Regions from separate parts of the Homo sapiens genome. Here region 1 is linked to region 2. A link is a loop called in an ENCODE intact Hi-C map of the cell type or tissue named here. Cell type or tissue: A673. All regions are shown on one strand. Links, peaks and the distances in the headings refer to the core of each region. The heading gives the core; the rest is flanking DNA.

The links. A loop is a pair of places that touch in the nucleus more often than their neighbours do. Peaks named below come from ENCODE experiments on the same cell type or tissue, not always from the same donor. Only the 100,000 strongest peaks of a DNase experiment are listed, where the experiment ranks them.
Region 1: a loop joins it to region 2, with 4 times the contacts of the local background. A loop is called at or near these places in 16 of 110 quality-filtered maps.

Annotation. Positions count from the first base shown.
Region 1 is chr11:87,276,486-87,287,714 of GRCh38, forward strand. All of the region lies in intron 6 of TMEM135 (transmembrane protein 135), which reads left to right. Among named protein-coding and RNA genes, the nearest start is that of TMEM135, 240 kb to the left of the region's middle. In A673, for the core only: a CTCF peak has its summit at 5,202; a DNase peak (open chromatin) is centred at 5,206; H3K27ac peaks cover 5,927 bases.
Region 2 is chr11:87,092,681-87,103,909 of GRCh38, forward strand. All of the region lies in intron 4 of TMEM135 (transmembrane protein 135), which reads left to right. It also overlaps the pseudogene XIAPP2. Among named protein-coding and RNA genes, the nearest start is that of TMEM135, 60 kb to the left of the region's middle. In A673, for the core only: CTCF peaks have their summits at 3,404 and 5,011; DNase peaks (open chromatin) are centred at 3,431 and 5,031; H3K27ac peaks cover 565 bases.

The DNA.
Region 1 (11,229 bases), core at 1,097-9,096, 180 kb after region 2:
TACATTACTATCAAAAGTTTATATATATATATATATACACACACATATATACTTAAGTTTATATAAGAGTGTTTGTGTGTGTGTGTGTGTGTGTATTCACTGGGAGAGATTTCATTGAATGTAACGCATAGAATTTTATATTCATAAGTTATACAAAACTTCTTTTAGTGTGTTTGTGAATTTTTTTTTTTTTTTTTTTTTGAGATGGAGTCTAGCTTTGTCACCCAGGCTGTATCGCGGTAGCGTGATCTCGACTCACTGCAACCTCTGCCTCCCGGGTTCCAGTGATTCTCCTGCCTCAGCCTCCCAAGTAGTGGGGATTACTGGCATGCGAGGCCACCATGCCTGGCTAATTTTTGTATTTTTAGTAGTGACAGGGTTTCACCATGTTGGCCAGGCTGGTCTTGAACTCTTGACCTCAGTTGGTCCGCCTGCCTCGGCCTCCCAAAGTGCTGGGATTACAGGCGTGAGCCACTTTACCTGGCTTTTTTTTAAAAAATAATTTAATATTTATGGAACTTTGGAGTAGGAGAATAAAACTGCAGAATTTATATTATGAATTTTTAGGATTAATAAAATTTTGAAGGTTTCAATATATGTATTTTTTACCCAACATTTCTTACCCAGAAGTATTGCTAACATTATGTAAAAACAAGATTTTTTTGAGACCGAGTCTCGCTTTGTTGCCCAGGCTGGAGTGCAGTGGTGTGATCTCAGCTCACTACAACCTGCACCTCCCGGGTTCAAGCGATTCTTGTTCCTCAGCCACCTGAGTAGCTGGGATTACAGATTTGTGCCACCATGCCTGGCTAATTTTTGTATTTTTGTAGAGATGAGGTTTCACCATGTTAGCCAGGCTGGTCTTGAATTCTTGGCCTTAAGTGATCCACCTGCCTTGGCCTCCCAAAGTGCTGAGATTACAGGTGTGAGCCACTGTGCCTGGCCCAAAAACAAGATTTTTAAAAACGTGAAACTGCCGTATTGGATCACATTTGCTGTACTCTGAGAATAAGCAGTAGTAAACAACTCTGTTTTTGTTTTTTGTTTTTTTTTGAGACAGAGTTTTGCTTTTGTCCCCCATGCTGGAGTTCAGTGGCACAATCTTGGCTTACTACAACTTCCACTTCCTGGGTTCAATCAATTCTCCTGCCTCAGCCTCCCTAGTAATTGGGATTACAGGCGCCCACCACCACGCCTGGCTAATTTTTGTATTTTTAATAGAGACAGGGTTTCACCATATTGGCCAGGCTGGTCTCGAACTCCTAACCTTAGGTGATCTGCCCTCCTCAGCCTGCCAAAGTGTTGTGATTACAGGCGTGAGCCACCATGCCCGGCCAACTCTTAACATAAAATGTTACTTTTATAAATTAGAAAGACTTTAATTGTCTACCCTGTGACCTAAACTTGCTTCTTAATGATACTCTGGAGTCAGTCACTTTCTAATAGATCTATAGATGATTTAAAACATTTTATCTATTTTTCCCTTGTAATGCATAGCTATGATTATGTCATTCTGTTCAGAAATCCTCTGTGATTTCCTATTGCCTTCAGGACAGTCTAAATTCTTGGACCAAGTCCTTCCATTGTCTAGCCTTGCTCTACCTGTATAGAATTCTCTTCACTCAACTCAAGCTATGGTGATGTTCCTCAGGCTTTTACCTTGTATCCTTTGCTAGCCTTTGCATCCTTACTGTTACCTCTATACTAAAAAATTCAGTCTGCACAAATGATATCTTTTCCCTAAAACCATCTTTGATTCTTTAGTTTTGAGCAATTTCTTTATTCTTTGAATTTCATAAAGTGTAATGTGTTTCATAACACATATACATTTGTAATCTCTAAAATATATAATTTTTTACCTCTAGTTCTGTTACTGATTCAGGCAAATTTTCGTTCTTTTTTTTTTTTTGAGACAGAGTCTCACTCTGTCACCCAGGCTGCACGATTTTTGCTCACTGCAACCTCCATCTCCCGGGTTCAAGTGATTCTCCTGCCTCAACCTCCCTATTAGCTGGGATTACAGGTGCCTGCCACCACGCCCAGATAATTTTTGTATTTTTAGTAGAGACAAGGTTTCACCACATTGCCACATTGCCCAGGCTGGTCTCGAACTCCTGACCTCAAGTGATCTGCCCGATTCGGTCTCCCAGAGTGCTGGGATTACAGGCATGAACCACATAATTTTCATTCTTTGAAAATTAACTTTGAGTTATAATTTATATACAATAAAAATATACACATTTGAAGAGTATACTCTATGAGTTCTATGAGTTTTGACAAATGTAACCACCCCCAAGGTCAAATTCAGAATATTTTCATCATTCTTTAAAATTTCTTTTGTGCATTTTTTTGTAGTCGGTTTCTATCTCTCCTCTCATCCCTGATAGCAGGAACAGATGGATCTGCTCTCTGTCACTTTAGATTATGAAACTTTTTTCTAGAATTTCACACCAGTGGAATCATACAGTATGCACCTTTGTGTCTGGCTGCTTCTCAGCATTTTTTTTTTTTTGAAATTCATCTATTTTGTTGAGTGTATTAGTAGTTTGTTCTTCTTTATAGCTGAGCAGTATTTTATTATATGGATATGCCACAATTTGTTTATGCATTCACATGTTGATGGACTCATTTCTAGTTCAGGTCATTTTTTTTTCATTTGGCAATTTATATCACATGTACCATTATCCTCAATTAGTAAATGATTGTGTACTAGTATGATTATATCAGTTTGTATCTTTGGAGGAAGGCCTGTAGTGATACATCTTTTAGATCATGGTGTTAATTTCAGGGGAGATGGTGTGTCTACTTCTTTTTTTCTGTCTGTGGCTCACTGTTTCACCTTAGAGTTTAAGCCTATGAGCTTGCTATGGGTAGGAACTGTTAAATTTTTCTTGTAGTCTCAGTGTGTAAGACAGCAACTGCTATACCCTCATCTTTGTAGTTGTGTTTGTTTTAGTAATAGCAGCAGCAGTAGTAATAATAAATAACATTTCTTGAGTGCTTAGTACAATAATCACATGATGTAGGTCCTATTATTTGCATTTTACAGGTGGAGAAACAGGCTCAGAATGTAAACAACTTGCTTCTCTGAATCTATAGCCCTCGCTTTTAACTCTACTGCCTCAGTGCTTAATAATTGCTTGTTGAACAGATATATGATTGTGTAAATGAATAATATTTGCTTCATAGATCTGTGGACATAGTGGTAATTACAAAAAAGTATATTGCTTACTCCACCTCATGTAACTTATTGGTATAGTCTTGGCTTTCATCATTCTTCCCTGTCCCCACAATACATTAATGATGTGACTTTATTATTCACATACACACAGAACAATATCTAGAACGACATTATAGCTGACTGAAATGAGGTTACTCTTTGTGTCAGAGACAGCCTGGATGAATGCCTGAGTGAATAGTGATAAATAAGCAGACCTTTATTATGTGGAGGCATCAAGATTTTGTGATTAGTTTGTTAAAACAACTAGTATTAATTACCTGAATTTTATAGTTTAATTAAGTTTGATATTTTATGTAGGCATCTTTACTTAGTTGTAATTTTGAAGGTTATTATTTTTAAACTAATTTGTTAATCTATCAAAAAGTTATTAAAATATGTCTTAAAGTTAATGTGTGGTTTAATCTTTTAAAATAAAGAACAAAGTATATGTTTAGATGGCATTAATATCAGTTGCTTTCAAAAATTCAGCGTGTAGGCTGTCATTTAAAAAGTTTAAACAAATAGTACCAAATGAGATTATAATTTAAAAATAAACAATGGAGTGAGATTTGGTAATAGGTCATGAACATCAAACCTGGAGTATCTTTGTTAAACATAGGTCTGGTTATGTCATTCCTCTGAGTAGCAGGACCTTTTGCTTTAGAAGTAAAGTTCAAATTCGTTTTTGGCATGGTGTGACATGTGCCAGTCTTTCTCCATTTGGTTTCCATGTCTCTGTGTTACAGTCATATTAAACCTCTCAGTTCTCAGAATATCCAGTGTTTTCTTTTTTCTAAGTCTTATATGTATTTTTCCTCCCTGCTTTCTTCCTCTACTTCTTTTTTATAGCACCTTAAATGTCTTTTTCTGAACAGCCTTCATGACACCAAAATCAATGTCAGACACACTTGCTTTGTGCTCCTAAAGCACTGTGTACTTTATATTAAAGTACTTTCTATAATGTAATATCATTATTTGATTGTACCTATACCTTCTGGATTGTGAATTCCTGAAGCCATCGGCAATGGCTGTCCTCAGCACTTGCAACCTGCCTGGCACATTGTCAACTCTTTATAAATACTTATGAAATACTTAACTGTGTGAAGGAGTGAATAAATGATGTAAAGGTGAACAACACTCCAACCTATAGACTTTATGGTCTCACCTCTTTTGCTGGATTTCAGTTCCTGGTAGCGTGATGAACATGCCTATCAGCCGTATCCGCCTTCCTGCCTTTTGGATTTGATAAATTCATACTATAATCACTGTTCCATTTCATTTGTGGTATTAAGAAATAGCTCCTAATTAAGAAAAGACTGGAAGCCCCTATTTAGAGTATGTATGTTTATGTCTAAATGTAAATTCATAGCACATTATCAATATAAAGAAACTAATGGAACTTTATATTAAGGATGATCTCTGGGAGTTGTTAATGAGTATAGAGGTACTTGATGTAAAATAAACAAATTTCTTTAGAAATGGAAAATCAAAACAAAACAAAAAACCCTACAATTGCTGTCAAAGAAACAACTACAAGAAACTTGGCACCCAAATAGAAATAGTTAATATAAAAATGCAGTTTTTTTCAGTGATTACATGGACAAAAATTTCTTTCAACATATATTTCTTGAGTTACTCATGTACTATGCACTGTACTAGGCACTGGGGACACATGCAGACAAACACGTTTATGTATTCACATATAGTGTAAAATACTAATTGATGTGTTGTAGACTATCCTATTTCTGAAACCAGTACCAGAAAGATTTTAAATATTATCACACTTAAAGTGAAAAAAGTTATTGTGAAAAAGACTATTGATAGTATTTTATGAAGAAAAAGAAATTGTGCTTTGAATTTTCTTAAATATAAACAAATACAGTTGATCTTCAACAATTATATACTTGGCGTGTATGGTAGACTGTGTTATTGTTCAAAAACCTTTGCTGCCCCTCCCTGGAGAAACTTTATACTTCCCTTCCCTATTGACATCATGCCTGGAGTTACGACATGTTTTGGCTAAAGAAATATGAGTGGAAATGATTTATGTATACTTATGAGCAAAATCTTTAAGTCAGAACACAGTTTCCTATGTTTGTTCTTTTTCTCTGCTGTGACAATCAGCATTTGCAGATAAAGTTTCTCTGTTACCCTAAGGTACAAAATGAAGATTTCACGTAGTTGAGCCATAGCTAACTCTTGTTTGACATGTAGCGTGAGCAGAAAATAAACTTTTTTTGTTAAAAGGCATTGACATTTTGTTACTGCAACATAACTTAGCTCAGTGGTTTTCAAGCTTTAGCATTTTTAAGAATCCTGTGGAGATTTTGTTAAAACACAAGTTGCAGAGATTGTTGGGCCCCACACTTAGAATTTCTGAATTCAGGAGGTCTGGAGTGGGGACCAAGAATTATATTTCTAAAGTGAAAAGCTTTTATGAAGGGGAGGTGGATAAGAGAAGCCAGCATGAAGTCTTGACCAATGGTACACACTCAGGCAAATCATGTTTAGATAGGAGAACATGTGGAAGTGAGCAACTGGACATTGGTTCATTTTTTTTTTTGCCTTTTCTTTTTGAGTTGGAGTTTTGCTCTTGTTGCCCAGCCTGGAGTGCAATGATGCAATCTCGGCTCACTGCAACCTCCGCCTCCCGGGTTCAAGCGATTCTCCTGTCCCAGCCTCCCAAGTAGCTGAGATTACAGGCACGAGCCACCATGGCCGGCTAATTTTTGTATTTTTAGTAGAGAAGGGATTTCACCATCTTGGCCAGGCTGGTCTCGAACTCCTGACTCTCAGGTGATCCACTCGCCTCGACCTCCCAAAGTGCTGGGATTACAGGCGTGAGCCACCGCATCCGGCCAACACTGGTTTCTTTAAAACTATCCATGCCTGTTGTCCCTTGTAAAGTCTTTGCATAAAACCAGTTGGAAGACCATTGTTCTCTACTTCATTTAGGTGATTTGTGTTTTCTTTTATATTGTCCAAGATCCCTTTACTTGTCTGTAATATTTCATCTTCACTGTTGAGACTTCAGCAGGTACAGACAGTTAGGTGATTGGGATGTATTTACAATTTGATCACTTAACCTCCTTGGGCCTTGGTTTCTTAATCTATATAATATAATTCTCTCATGTTACTTTTGTTCCAATATTTTATTTTTCTAATACCATTCTATGGGCTAGCAAGATTCCATTATGTGTTGACTCTCCCAATTTCTATTATTCATACCACAGATTAAGTTCAAAATCTTTGAGAGGATGTAAGCTGGAGTATTTGAAATTAAATGTTTCTCTTTCTTGGGGGTCAGGATACTCTATAAGTCTTCAGCTAATCAGAAAATAGTAGCTTCTGGCCAGATGCAGTGGCTGCCTGTAATCCCAGCACTTTGGGAGGCTGAGGCAGGTGGATCACCTGAGGTCGGGAGTTCGAGACCAGCCTGGCCAACATGGTGAAACCCTGTCTCTACTGAAAATACAAAATTAGCCAGGTGTGGTACCAGGTGCCTGTAATCCCAGCTACTTGGGAGGCTGACACAGGAGAATTGTTTGAACCCGGAGGTGGAGGTTGCAGTGAGCCGAGACCGTGCCATTGCACTCCAGCCTGGGCAACAAGAGTGAAATTCCATCTCAAAAAAAAAAAAAGAAAAGAAAAAGAGAATAGTAGTTTGGAAAAGCTTACAAAATGTTGTTTTTGCTCCATTACTAGGAGATGCATATTTTATTTAACTTTGGTATCAAATAAGCATAAATTTATGAAAAATTTTAGCCTGTTATAGTTTTGAATAGCTGCTCATTTTGTTCAATATGAAAACAGATTGCTATATTATTTTACTGACATATATGCCAATATGCATTTGAAAATAAATTAATGGGGCTGGGTGCGGTGGCTCACGCCTTGTAATGCCAGCACTTTGGGAGGCCAAGGCAGGTGGATCATGCAGCCAGGAGTTCAAGACCAGCCAGGCCAAGATGGTGAAACCCTGTTTCTGCTAAAAATACAAAAATTAGCTGGGCGTGGTGGCGGGCGCCTGTAATCCCAGCTACTTGGGAGGCTGAGGCAGAGAACTGGCTTGAACTTGGGTGGTGGAGGTTGCAGTGAGCCGAGATCGCGTCATTGCACTCCAGCCTGGGTGACAGAGCGAGACTCCATCTCAAAAAATAAAAAAAGAAAAGAAATTAATGTTGATTCGAAGATTCTGTTTAATTGAAAACATTTGTTTTCATATTTTTCACTATGTTTGTAGAAGGGAAAAAACTGAAAGTATTTGTTTGTCTTGAGGTCTTTAAAAAATAGATTGGTTCAGAATTGTGATTATAATTTTGTTTAATGTAAATAATTTTGGTTCGTAGCAATGCCATAATTTTAAGACACTTGCTAAATTTTTCCTTGGATTTACATGAAACATTATTTGATATTTTTTTGGTTGTTGCCTATAGTTAATTTGTTAAGTCTGCACTCATGCCATTTCCTTGGGAACTGCAAACAGGCCTTTCAGTTTAGGTCCAATGAAACCACAATCTGCTCCTTTTACAACTATTTTAAAGTTTGACTAGTGTTACTATTACCAGTTCATTTTCAGAAGGAAATTTATTCTGATTAACATTTCTTTTAGAAACAGTCTGAAGGTGATTCTTGGTTTCTTAGCAATTTAAGGCTGCTTTGGAACATGACCTTCCTAGTTTGGACTTTAAAGCAGAAACAGTTCCAGCTTCTCCAAGTTTAAGGAGAAATCTGATTCTATTGGAGTTGTTGCTGTAAGTTTTAGTCCAACTGTTTCCAATTTATAGTTAGGACACACCAGAAAAAAGTGCACAATTATCGTCTGGGGACTTAGAATCTCACTTGATTACCCATAACTGCGGCCTGCTTCAGCAGCTTTGCTTGGGCTCTTGAAGACAAAGCCAAGTATCAGTGTTCCATTCTGTATGAAATAAATGTACTGTGAAATATTTATCAGAATAGAAAATAATATTTTTAATACACTGGGGAATTTCACTATTTAAAGGAATTCTATTGGAAGTTATTGAAGATATAATGTGTTCATAAAGGAAACAAAATAATCTTCCCCAAATTTCTTAATTTCTTGCTATTTCAAGTTCAGATATTTGTATGTGAGTTTTCTTAAAATAGGGATACAACATTAGTAGTTGAGTTTTCTCATACTAAGTGCCATATGAAGGCTGAAACTGAACTCTCTTAGTCCATTTTATTATTCAAACAAAATTTAACATGAAAACCTTTTGTATGTATATAAGCCATGTAATCTATTAACCACACACTACAAGTTTTGCATAGTAAATTGAAATAATCAATTTAACCTATTGGAATATACTTATGTGATTAGAATATTGAACATTTTTCAAAACAAAACAAAAATAAAAGTCTGAAAGTAATTTCATGTTAATATTTTCTTGGTAATCGTATGATAAGCAAGCATCAATCAAAATGTACAATTGTTGATCATGTGTCAAATACTAAATTATAAGTTAGTACTAAGGTAAGCTCTATACTTGAAAATGGGTTGGAAAATTAATTACAAAATCTAGTGTATTCTTTTACGTGGGTTTTTAAAAACAGAATAAGAAAAATTTAATTAAAACTATGTCTGAAATTGGTGGGTTCTTGGTCTCACTGACTTCAAGAATGAAGCTGCAGACCCTCGCGGTGAGTGTTACAGTTCTTAAAGATGGTGTGTCTGGAGTTTATTCCTTCTGATGTTCGGATGTGTTCAGAGTTTCTTCCTTTTGGTGGGTTCATGGACTCACTGGCTTCAGGAGTGTAGCTGCAGACCTTCATGGTAAGTGTTACAGCTCTTAAGGTGGCACGTCTGGAGTTGTTCGTTCCTCCCACCCAGAGTTGTTCATTCCACCTGTTGGGTTCATGGTCTCGCTGGCCTCAGGAGTGAAGCTGCAGACCTTTGCAGTAAGTGTCACAGCTCATAAAAGAAGTGCGGACCTAAAGAGTGAGCAGCAGCAAGAGGTATTGCAAAGAGCGAAAGAACAAAGCTTTCACAGCGTGGAAGGGGACCCGAGCAGGTTGGCACTGCTGACTCTGGCAGCTTGCTTTTTTCCCCTTATCTGGCCCCACCCTCATCCTGCTGATTGGTCCATTTTACAGACAGCTGATTGGTCCATTTTATAGAGAGCTGATTGGTCCGTTTTACAGAGAGCTGATTGGTCCGTTTTGACAGGGTGCTGATTGGTGCGTTTATAATCCCTGAGCTAGACACAGAGTGCTGATTGGTGCATTTACAATCCTCTAGCTAGACATAAAAGTTCTCCAAGTCCTCACCAGATTAGCTAGTTACAGAGTGCTGATTGGTGCATTTACAAACCTTGAGGTAGACACAGGGTGCTGATTGGTGCGTTTACAAACCTTGAGCTAGACGCAGAATGCTGATTGGTGTATTTACGATCCTTTAGCTAGACATAAAAGTTCTCCAAGTCCCCACTAGATTAGCTAGACACAGAGCACTGATTGGTGCATTTACAAACCTTGAGCTAGACACAGGGTGCTGAGTGGTGTGTTTACAAACCTTGAGCTAGACACAGAGTGCTTATTGGTGTATTTACGATCCTTTAGCTAGACATATTCTCCAAGTCCCCACCAGATTAGCTAGCTACAGAGTGCTGATTGGTGCATCCATGAACCCCGAGCTAGACACAGAGTACTGATTGGTGCATATACAATCCTCTGGCTAGACATAAAAGTTCTCCAAGTCCCCACCCGACTCAGGAGCCCAGCTGGCTTCGCCTAGTGGACCCTGCGCCAGGGCCACGGGCGGAGCTGCCTGCCAGTCCCGTGCTGCGCGCCTGCACTACTCAGCCCTTAGGCGGTCGATGGGACCGGGGGCCACAGAGCAGGGGGCGGCGCCCGTCAGAGAGGCTGGGGCTGTGTGGGAGCACACCACGGGGTGGGGGTGGGGCTCGGGCATGGTGGGCTGCAAGACTACATAAAATTGCATGAATTTTCTTTAGAATAAAGAGAATTGGGAGTCACAAATTAGAGGCATTTAAATAGGCATCCTGGTTCCTTTTTGACTTTCAAATTAAACTTTTCAATTGTATTCACTCTGATTAAATTTATGCTTACGGTAACAAGACTAATCAGAATTTTGAAGTTCCAGCTATTGTCTGTAACTGTTATATGTCATTCTTTTCATAACTCCAACATAAATGTTTACACTTGAACTTTCAGCATTTTCTGTTTTAATTAATTTTGTTCACATAAAATAATGTAACTTTTAATTTTGATACTGAGTGACTTAGATGGCTGATATAATCAGAATAGAATAGAATATTTTAAGAATTATCAATGTGCACTATTTTAAATCCAATTTTTCTTTATTTTTTGCTAACTGAATCTTTTCACATATTTAATTGTGCTTTAGCATGTATGTAACACTTTACTCCAATTGAATAATTTGAGGTAGATGATGTAAAATGCTGAATAAAAGAAATTTAGAGCTGAACTCATGAAGTACAAATAGAGTAGCTCTTAAAAAGCTACCTTTGCATTCTTCAAGTGATCAGCAACACAATGTCTTCTGTATATTAGATGCTCAATTAATGTTGAGTGAATAAAGATATATCATGTAATATTTAATGAATATTTGAGTTTCCTTCTAGTTTAATGAGTAAAAGAAGGACTCTGAAGTGCCCCAATTGATACTTAATAAATGTTTGTTTTTTGGCCGGGCGCAGTGGCTCAAGCCTGTAATCCCAGCACTTTGGGAGGCTGAGGCGGGCAGATCATGAGGTCAAGAGATCAAGACCATCCTGGTCAACATGGTGAAACCCCGTCTCTACTAAAAATACAAAAATTAGCCGGGCCTAGTGGCAGGTGCCTATAATCCCAGCTAGTCGGGAAGCTGAGGCAGGAGAATCGCTTGAACCCAGGAGGCGGAGATTGCAGTGAGCTGAGATCACACCACTGCACTCCAGCCTGGCGACAGAGTGAGACTGCGTCTCATAAATTAATAAATAATAAATAAATGTATGTATGTATGT
Region 2 (11,229 bases), core at 1,766-9,765:
GTCATGTAATAGAGATTTGATAAATATTTGTTGAATTAATGACAATCTTGCTGGGTATAGAATTCTAGATTGACAGTGATTTAAAGATAATCCTTTATCTTTGTTCTCTGTGGTTACTTTTTTTTACTTTTTGTAGTCTGTTGGTTTTACTTTTTAGGTAATCTCTCTTTTTTTCTCAAATTTTTTTTTAAGATTTACTTTTGAAGAATTTATTTTTGGCATATTGGGTTTACTAGGATATAGATTTATTTTTATTTAGCTTGATCAGAACTCAGCTTTTGTAGTCCGAGAATTCATGGTTAGTTCTGGAATTAAATTCTTATCCATCCCCTCTTTGAATCTTGCTTCTCCCCATTCTCTATATTCTATTGTTTTGGAACTCCTTTGAGATACATGTTAAACATTGTTATGTCCCTCTTCATATTTTCTTAATCACTCTTTAACATTTTCCTACTTTTTCATCTCTTTGTGCTGAATTCTGGTTATCTTTTCAGATTTGTCTTCAAGTTAACTCATCTATTTACCTGTTTCCATTTATTTTATTTATTTTATGTTTTTGGTCTCATTGTATTGCCCAGGCTGGAGTACAGTGGTGTGATCACGGCTCACTACAGCTTGAACTCCTGGGCGCAAGCAATCCTCCTACCTCACCCTCCCAAGTAGCTGGGACCACAGGCATGTACCACAATGTCCGGCTATTTTTTTTTACTTTTATTTTTGTAGAGATGGGATGTTGCCTACGCTGGTCTCAGACTCTTGGGCTCGAGTGATCCTTTTGCCTTGGCCTCCCAAAGTGCTGTGATTATAGGCAAGAGCCACTTTGCCCAGCCAATTTACTTGTTGTTTTTATTTATTATTATTATTTTTTGAGATGGAGTCTCGCTCTGTCACCCGGGCTGGAATGCAGTGGTGTGATATTGGCTCACTGCAACCACTGCCTCCTGGGTTCAAGTGATTCTCCTGCCTTAGCCTCCTGAGTAGCTGGGATTACAGGTGTGCACCATCACGCCTGGCTAATTTTTTCTGTATTTTTAGTAGAGACGGGGTTTCACCATGTTGGTCAGTCTGGTCGTGAACTCCTGACCTCGTGATCTGCCTGCCTCAGCCTCCCAAAGTGCTGTTATTACAGGCATTAGCCACCACACCCGGCCAATTTACTTGTTTTTAATGCTGAACCTGTCCAGTAAAAATTCAGTTTGAGTGATGATATTTTAATTTTAAAAAGATGATAAACACCAGACTTAACATAAAATCCAGATTTTATGTTAATTAAATGTTACGTAAATATTCATCTAACATACCTCCACAGTACTTTTTTCCTTCATATATTGGTTATAAACTCCATTCATTTCTTCATATGATTTTATATTATAATTTTCTTTTAAAAAATTACTGAGACAATACTGATTTTATACAAGGAATTTCCATCGTGATCTTTCATTTATTTCTAAAATAATAGACTCTGGGTTTTTAATTGGTCGTGAAACTTTGATTGCTTTGGTGTCACCAGCTTTGTTTGGAGACTGCTTGGAATGTTTGAATGTCAATGTAAACTTTATTCCCCAAAAACCAAATTACATATGGCTAGACTTCCTTTTCAGTTCCTATATAATACTTTTCTGAAGCCGTCACGCTACAGGTTCTTATTATTTGTCTCTCATTTTCTTCTTACAGCCTAGGACCAATTCTGTGTTTGATATATTTCTCATTTTGTTATAATTTTTCAGTAATTTAGAGGTCTTGGAATGAGTTCTGTGCTATTACTGGCAGACTCTGGATCTGGAGCTCCTCATTACTTCTTCTCCCCTTTTTTCAATACTACTTCTTTCAATTCCCTCCGCCTAGTCTTTCCTCTGTCTCATTAGAAATTACAGTATAGGCTAGGTGTGGTGGTATGGGCCTGTAGTTCCAGCTACTTGAGAGGCTGAGGTGGGAGGATTGCTTGAGGGCAGTAGCCCAAGACCAACCTGGGTAACATAATGAGACCCCGTATCTTTTTGCAGTGAAGTCTGACTTGATTCATCTTGTGTCTTTCTGAGCACTCAATGAATCTGCAACCAGAACCTCAGGTGACTTATAGTTGCTCCCAGATGTTTGAATTTTTTCTTCCATTATTTTCTCAATATTCTTTAAACTGAATCCCATTTGTGTAGCTTCTTGTAACATAGGATTTTGAAAGATGGTATAATCCATTCTTATAGTTAGTGATGACATTTTTTTCAGCACTTCTCACCAGTGACTCCTCAAGTGAATGGGTTAAATGGATATTACTTATATATTCTTGTTCTTCTCCTGTAATAGATATTTACACCTTGGATACCACTTAGCATGTTGTTCCCGGGGGTGTTCAATGGGTTTCCATCAGTTAGCCTTCTTCCACAGCAAAAGCATTTTACTTTATCACCTTTACCTAAAGCATAAAATTCAGCTCCTGCATGCTGCTGCTTGTTAACTGAGTACATCCACATCCCCAAAGTAATGATCTGTGCTTCATAATGCTCCATGGATGGATTTCTTCAGAGGATTTGTTGAATTGGGGAAATTCCTATCAGAACTCAACAATGTCAGATTCACTTCAAATATTAACATTCTGGCCGAAAACAAAGAAGCAATTAAGAAAGTGTTGCCTATGTTCTTCTGCCACCAGCCAGCACTATAAGGTTCCCAATTTTTCAGTTTTCTACCACAATAAAAGCACTGCACTTGGTCATCAATACTTGTGTATTAGAGTTCAGCACTAACTCTCTCTCTTGGGGTTAAGTGGGCATAGTTTGGCCAGTTCTGGAATGACTATAGTTGAGCTTCCTCACTATACATGATGGGTTTCTGGGTTTCTTGGGTATATGGTATCTGATACATTTAAGCCTGTCCGGTTATCAAAAGATAATCTGCATGAATCTCAGATGGCCTGCCTAAGGCAAATTGATTACTGTTTCCCAGTTTTCAACTTTGTACTGACCATTTTGGATACTAGGATTTGCAGGTTTTGTGTCACTATTTTAAAAGTAAATGCCGGCCGGGAGCGGTGGCTCACACCTGTAATCCCAGCACTTTGGAAGGCTGAGGTGGGCAGATCACGAGGTCAGGAGATCGAGACCATCCTGGCTAACACAGTAAAACTCCGTCTCTACTAAAAATACAAAAAGTTAGCTGGGCATGGTGGTGGGTGCCTGTAGTCCCAGCCACTCAGGAGGCTGAGGCAGGAGAATGGCGTGAACCCGGGAGGTGGAGCTGGCAGTGAGCCGAGATCGCGCCACTGCACTCCAGCCTGGGCAACAGAGTGAGACTCCATCTCAAAAAAAAAAAAAAAAGCCGTTGGTAATCTGCAATTTGGGATACTTTCTTGTGTCTGCCAACTGTTGAGTCTCCATATTGCCTTCTCTCTACTCCTGCATGACCACTAAAGCACCACATGGTGTCTCCTTCACCAATATAAAGAAAACCTACTTGTGCCAGTGTTGATGCTGAAACAGGACTACTACTTGGAAAACTAGCAAAAGTTTTTTATCCGTTAAACTCTTCTACAAATTCTTCGTCCTTATTGATGTCTGCAGATACACAGCTTTAGATCCTTCAAAACTGTTAAAAGCCATCTTCTCTTGAAAATAGAACTTGTTCACCTTTTCTTAGGTGTCAAAGAGTTTGGAAAGGCAGTCTTGGAGAGCATAAGCTACCCACCCTCCCACCCAGTTATACCTTCCTTCGACAGTCCTGGGAACCCAGTCACGGAGCCCTTGCTGGGTGGGTGCGGCTTTCCTGCCCTCCCCAGCAGCCTATAATATCATTTTATACAGAGAAAATAAAAAAGATATTTCAGTCTTTCTTCTTGCATTATTGATCACATATGCTTTAATAATTATTCATATTTGGAATAGTTAAAACCATGTTACTTAATACACAGTCACCTTTTTTGAATACTGATACAGGTAGTGATTCTCAAACATAGGCATTCTAAAAAATTTTCTGTAGTACAGTTTCCATTGGGAAAAAACCCTACAAAGTTATGTTGCATTTATAATAATTATAATTGTATTCACTTCATTTCCTTGACAGGAGATAAGTTGGATTTTGGCTAGGCTTTGATAAGAGTCAGATCTTCTGCTTACTACATTGCATGTCTGATGATTGGTAGAAGTTTTAACCATCTGTCTTTTAGCCATGTGCATTTTAAATTTATTTCTTTTTCATTACCCACATATTTTCAGGGCTTGGCACCCTAGGATGTATCTATATATCATTATGGCCTCTGGTTCTTCACCTTTGTGTCATTGACGGGGTAAGTTGGCACAGTAGACAGTAGAGTATTCCTGGAAGCCACTCTTTTTTTTTTTTTCAAGACAGGGTCTGGCTCTGTCACCCAGGCTGGAGTGCGGCGGCATGATCTTGGCTCACTGCAACCTCTGCCTCCTGGGTTCAAACGATTCTCCTGCCTCAGTCCCCAGAGTAGTTGGGATTACAGGCGCACACTGCCATGCCTGGCTAATTTTTGTATTTCCAGTACAGACGGGGTTTCACCATGTTGGTCAGGCTGGTCTGGAACTCCTGACCTCAAGTGATCTGCCCGCCTCGGCCTCCCAAAGTGCTGGGATTACAGGCGTGAGCCACCGTGCCTGGTTGCCACTCTTTTAATGAGCCACTAGGAATCAATGTTCTATACCTAAAAGCAACTGGAAAGTAAATTAATGAATATATCATGCTAAACCCAAACTCAATATATCTTGCTAAACTCAACTCTACTAGCAAGCTGGATTCCAAAACCTAGTGCTGTTCATCACAAGGTGAAGTGTGACAGAGAAATCAGAATGTAAAATGATAGTAATCTTAACTATCTATGGTTAAAATACCTTACTTTTGCCAATGTTACCAAAGTGACTATGTGAACAGATTTTGTAGGGCTCTTTTCGAGGTTTGCAAGAAGCCTGTGGTTATGGGGGGGTCTTTATGTTTCTCTGGCTTCCTTTTACCACCACTGTCTGCTTCCTCATTCTCCACTTCAGCCACACTGCCCTCTCTGGTGTTGAGTGAGCATGACAAGCATGCTTTCTCTTCAGGACTTTGATACTTGCTGTTCGCTCTGTTTTGAGCTCTTATCGCTAGATATCTGCATGGCTTGCTGTTTCATTTCACTGAGACTGCTGAAATGTCACTGTTGTGAGGCCTTCCACATCTATCTCACATAGTAACAGTCACCCTTCATGTAACTTATACCCCTGCAGTCCCAAACCTCTGTATCTTTTTTTCATGGAGTTGATCAACATCTAACATGTATCTTTTTTGCTTATTATTTTATTGTCTGTCTTCCCACCTTGGAATTTAAGCTTCATGAATGTAGAGTTTTTGTGTGTTTTATACATTGCTGTATTAAGCCTAGAACAGTACCTAAAATGTACTTTGTGCCATAATTTGTTAAATGAATCATAGATGAATGTGTTTATTAACCCATCTATGCTGGAGGTTGCAAATTTTTTTTTTTTTTGTGAAAAATCAGACCTTGGCGATGACCTTGAGCAGTAGGAAAATAATAACTCCTGTAAGCTTAGCGTTCCAATAATGGAACACTAGGCATAAATGGGTTAAAGAGAAGGATTTATAGGAGACATACCAGATTAAACCTAGATGTTTATTTTAAAGCTTGTTTTAAATATTTTAGGTTGGTGCAAAAGTAATGGTGGTTTTGCTGTAATATTATTTACAAGTAAAACCTTGCTTTATTTGACTGCATTAATGTTGTATTTTAGATTAAAAGATACAAAGATTAAAAGTTGGTGATTGTGGTACATAGATGAAGTACATGACTTATTTTGAACTGCGTGTGAACACTCCTGTTTTGCCAGCTCATGGTGTTGTAATCAGAATCCAGAAAAATAAATAACTTGAAGAAATCATCTACTTTAAAATGATAAACTTAAATTATTAAGTGATAATAAATACTACAACCTGAAAAGAATCTAAAACAATTGATTAATCTTGGTTATAGATTATTTATATTGTATAACAAAGTATCTTATATATATATATATTTTTTTGAGATGGAATCTTGCTCTGTCGCCCAGGCTGCAGTGCAGTGGTGCCATGTCGGCTCACTGCAAGCTCCGCCTCCTGGGTTCATGCCATTCTCCTGCCTCAGCCTCCCAAGTAGCTGGGACTACAGGCACCCACCACCACGCCCGGCTAATTTTTTGTATTTTAAGTAGAGATGGGGTTTCACCATGTCAGCCAGGATGGTCTCGATCTCCTGACCTCGTGATCCGCCCGCCTCGGCCTCCCAAAGTGCTTGGATTACAGGTGTGAGCCACCGTGCCCAGCCAAATATCTTAAATTTTCTTAATGGCTTTGTTGTTGTGCTGCTTTTCTTATGTTTTCAAGAAAACTTTAAAGTATTATGCCTGCACGCTAGCATACATTTGAGTTTTAGTGTATTTTTTTAGACACTCACATGCTTTTCTATAGTAGCACACGCTGTGTACTTCAATACCCAAATACTGTGCGTATTCATACACTTATTTGAAAATTATAAGTAAACTTACTAAAACTTTTGTGTGTTGTCTGCTTTAGATTGTGAATTCCTGGGAAAGAGATCTTTGACTTTGATATTATTGATGTTGGAGAGCACACTTAAAATACTGTATTTAAAAAAAAATTAAAACTTTTATTTTGAAATAATTATAGATTCATATGCAATTATAAAAAATAATATAGGGATCCCATGTTCTCTTTACCCATTTTCCCCCAATGGTAGCATATCGCAAAACTATAATATAATATAATATCAAAACCAGAATATTTAATTGATACAGTCAGGATACAGAATATTTCCATCATAGCAACACCCACTTCTCTCCTGTTGTCACCCCTCCTTAACCCCTGTTCATGGTTTTTAGCTGTTATGAACAAAGCTGCTATAAATATTCATGTACAGATTTTCATGTTTTTATTGGTCTGGGATAAATGCCCATTAGTGCAGTTGCTGGGTTTATATTGTGGTTACATGTTTCATGGTGGTTTTTTTTTTTTTTTTTTTTGAGGCAGAGTTTTACTGTCATCCAGGTTGGAGTGCAGTGGCGTGATCTTGGCTCACTGCAACCTCCGCCTCCCAGGTTCAAGCGATTCTCCTGCCTCAGCTTCCTGAGTAGCTGGGATTACAGGTGTGCACCACCATGCCTGGCTAATTTTTGTATTTTTAGTAGAGACGGGGTTTCACCTTGTTGGTCAAGCTGGTCTCGAACTCCTGACCTTGTTATCTGCCCTCCTCGGCCTCCCAAAGTGCTGGGATTACAGGTGTGAGCCACCAAGTTTAGTTTTTAAAGAAACTGTCAAATGTGTTCCTGAGTGGTGGCTGTATCGTTTTGTTAGGGTTCCCAACGTAGAAGAAACCTTTGAATCTCTAGTTCTTTAAAATGGAAAACTTTTTTGAGGGGGTACATTTGTCTGTAAATTTTAGTATTAGAAAAATTTCTGGGAAAATGCAAAATGTGAATTGGTGTTTTTAGCCATTTATAAATGCTCAGTAATTCAAAACTTTAATGAGATCAAAGACTTGATACATAGATTTTGACTATGTCTGAGGGAAAGTGAATTTGAACATGATCATAATATTTTCTGGATACTAATAATTACCTGATACACTTCATCTTCCTTTTTATCTAAACAGAGCCATTTATTTATTACTGTATAACTTTTACTACATGAAGAGGGTGCTTGTTTCAGAACAGGTAGGGATTTAAAGATTCAGGGAGAACTGAATTCAATCTAAAGAAGTAAACTTTTCTTATGACTTGATTATATTGCTTATGAGACTAAGTTGAAATTGTTGGCTTATAACATCCAACAATAAAATTTCTAAATGTTGTGAGGTTTTATTTAAACAAAATATTTACTGTTTTTTGGTATGTGTTTCTGATTTGGAAAATAAAGAGGAAAGTAAAAGTCATCTGTATTTTGGAGGCCAAGGCAAGTGGATCACCTAAGGTCAGGAGTTCGAGACCAGCCTGGCCAACATGGTGAAACTCCGTATCTACTAAAAATACAAAAATTAGCCAGGCGTGGTGGCATGCGCCTGTAATCCTACCTACTAGGGAGGCTGAGGCAGGAGAATCGCTTGAACCCAGGAGGTGGAGGTTGCAGTAAGCCAAGATTGCGTCAGTGCACTCCAGCCTTTGCAACAGAGCAATACTGTCTCAAAAAAAAAAGAGCTTTAAGAAAAAGAGCCATCAGATACAAGTAAGTTTTGATAAGTTGCAATTATTAGACCATTAGTTTATAGCCTTAACGATTAACTAGCACTTAAAAACATACAAATTGAAGGCAATTGTATTAATACCCATCTGAAAATGTTGCTTTCTTGTTACATGTTAGTTAGTGTGTATTAGAGTGAAAAGTACCCAATTTAAAAAATAGTAGTTTTCTAGATTTTAAATGTTGATAGTGAATTAGTTATTAAAGGTCAAAATGAATGAAATGTATATAGAAAGAAGTATAAAGAGTTAAATATTTTCTCTGGCCAAGATATGTCTCTAAAATTATGAAAAAATTTTCCTGGGGCTAGTATGCCAGAACCAGTTACCCATAAGAGAACACTTGCTGTTAGAATTTAACTTTGCCACAGTATGATTTAAAAGAGAACACATAAGCAAAATTTGCACTTGCATGATTTTCCTTTATTATATCAGTTGTGACAATAACTAAGTTTTCCAATCTTTCAAAATTTATTATATGCTGCTAACATGTTTAAAATGTGATGTCAAATGTAGTTAGTTCACTTACATTTTATTATAAGAAAAAAATTTAAGACATTTAAAAATCCTTCTGTTTGAGTCCTTTTGAAAACTTCTCTGTAATTTTATTTATGCCACCAAACATTTTAACAGTATCTACGTTTTAATTGTAAACATACATGTAATGTATGTTAGCAATTTGTCTTTAGCATTTGGTTTTTAATGTTAAACATGCAGTGTCTTTTATTAAAACATCTGTATTTGATTTTTCAAACATAGGTTTGAAAATGGTGATTCAGCCTAGGCACAGTGGCTCACGCCTATAATCCCAGCACTTTGGGAGGCCGAGGCGGGCAGATCACCAGAGGTTGGGAGTTCGAGACCAGCCTGACCAACATGGATAAACCCGTCTCTACTAAAAAAACAAAATTAACCGGGTGTGATGGCGCATGCCTGTAATCCCAGCTACTCGGGAGACTGAGGCAGGAGAATAGCTTGAACCTGGGAGGCGGAGGTTGCATTAAGCTGAGATCACGCCATTGCACTTCAGCCTGGGCAACAAGAGCAAAACTCCGTCTCGGGGAAAAAAAACAAAAGAAGAAGAAAAAAGTACTTTCTCTTGTTCTTTCACTCAACAGAGAATGATCCCCACAGACCAAGCAGTTCTCTGGAAGCACATTCTCTGGCAGACACCAGCTTAGTGTCCTCTAATTCAATTTAATTCTAATACTGTCTACCTGGAGATAGCATCAGATTCCACTGGTTGAGGGCTCAGTTTCATAAGACTGCCTCCACCTCAGATGCCAATAGAAAGTAATAGTTGTTATCTGTACTTCCAACTGATCAGCTATAAATTGGAGTTCCCACTACCCCCTCTTCAAGTTCAGCTAATTTACCAGAGCAGCTCAGAACTAAGGGAAACACTTTGCTTACATTTACTGGTTTATTATAGAGGATATTAGAAAGGTTATGGATGAACAGCCAGATGGACGAGATGCATATGGCAAGATATGGGAAAAGTCTGACAAGAGCAAATGTTGGTATGAATATATAGGAACTGGAACTATCATATTCCTGCATGTGGGAATGTAAAATTGTTTAACCACTTTGGAAGCCAATTTGACAGTTTATTAAAAGGATAAACATATACTTTTCCGTATGAGCCAACCAATCTACTCATAGACATTTACTTTAGAGAAATAAATTTTTATTTCTTTTTAAGTTATTTTTAATTGACAAGTCATAATTGTATACATCTATGGGGTGCAATGTGATGTTTTGATATATATATGTGTGTGTATATATATATGTATATATATGTATATATATATATGTATATATATATGTATATATGTATATATACAGCATGAAATGATTAAATCAAATTAACATCACCTCAGTTGTCAGACATTTGAAATTTACTCTTAGCTATAATATATTTTGAAATGTACATTATGTCCTTATTAACTATGGTCACCCTGCTGTGCAATATATCTCAAAAATTTATTTCTCTTGTCTCACTGAAACTTATCATCACAACCCCCTCTTCCCTTGGGCTCTGTTAACTGCCATTCTACTCTGTACTTCTATGAGTTGGACTTTCATAAGATTCCACATATAAGTGAGATCATGTGGTATTTTTTTCTGTGCCTGGCTTATTTTAACTTAGCATAATGTCTTCCAGGTTCATTAGGTTGATTCCATGTCTTGGTTATTGTGAATAGTGCTGGAGTGAACATGGGAATGAAGACATCCCTTTGACATACCGATTTCACTTTCTTTGGATACATACTCAGAAGTGGGGTTGCTGGATCACTTGTTAGAGAAAAATCATATGGTATTTTTAGTTTTTTAAGGAGCTTCCATACTGTTTTTCATAATGACTGTATCATTTTACATTCTCACCAATAGTGTACAAGGATTCCTTTTCCTCCAGGTACTTGCCAACACTTTGTTATCTTTTGACTTTGATAGTAGCCACTCTAACAGGTGTTAGGCAATATCTCATTGTGATTTTAATTTGCATTTCCCTAATTTTTAGTGATGTTGAGCATTTTTAAATGTGTGTGTTAGCCATGTTTTTTTTGTTTTTTTTTTTTGTTTGTTTTTTTGTTTTTGAGAAATGTCTGTTCAGGTCCTTTGCCCATTTTTTTAATTGAGTTGTTTCCTTGTAATTGTGTTAAATCCCTTACATATTTTGGATATTAACCCTTTATCAGATGTATAATTTGCAAATATTTTCTCCTAATCTTTGGAATCTGTGGGTTGTCTCCTTTTTTTTTGAGACAGGATCTCGCTCTGTCACTCAGGCTGGAGTGCAGTGGCGCAACCTTGGCTCACTGCAACCTTCACCTCCCAGGGTCAAGCAGTCCTCCCATAACTTCTTGAGTAGCTGGGACTACAGCGCATGTCACTATGCCCGGCTAGTTTTTGTACTTTTTGTAGAGATGGGGTTTCACCATGTTGCCCAGGCTTCCAATCTGTAGGTTGTCTCTTTACCCTGTTAATTGTTTCC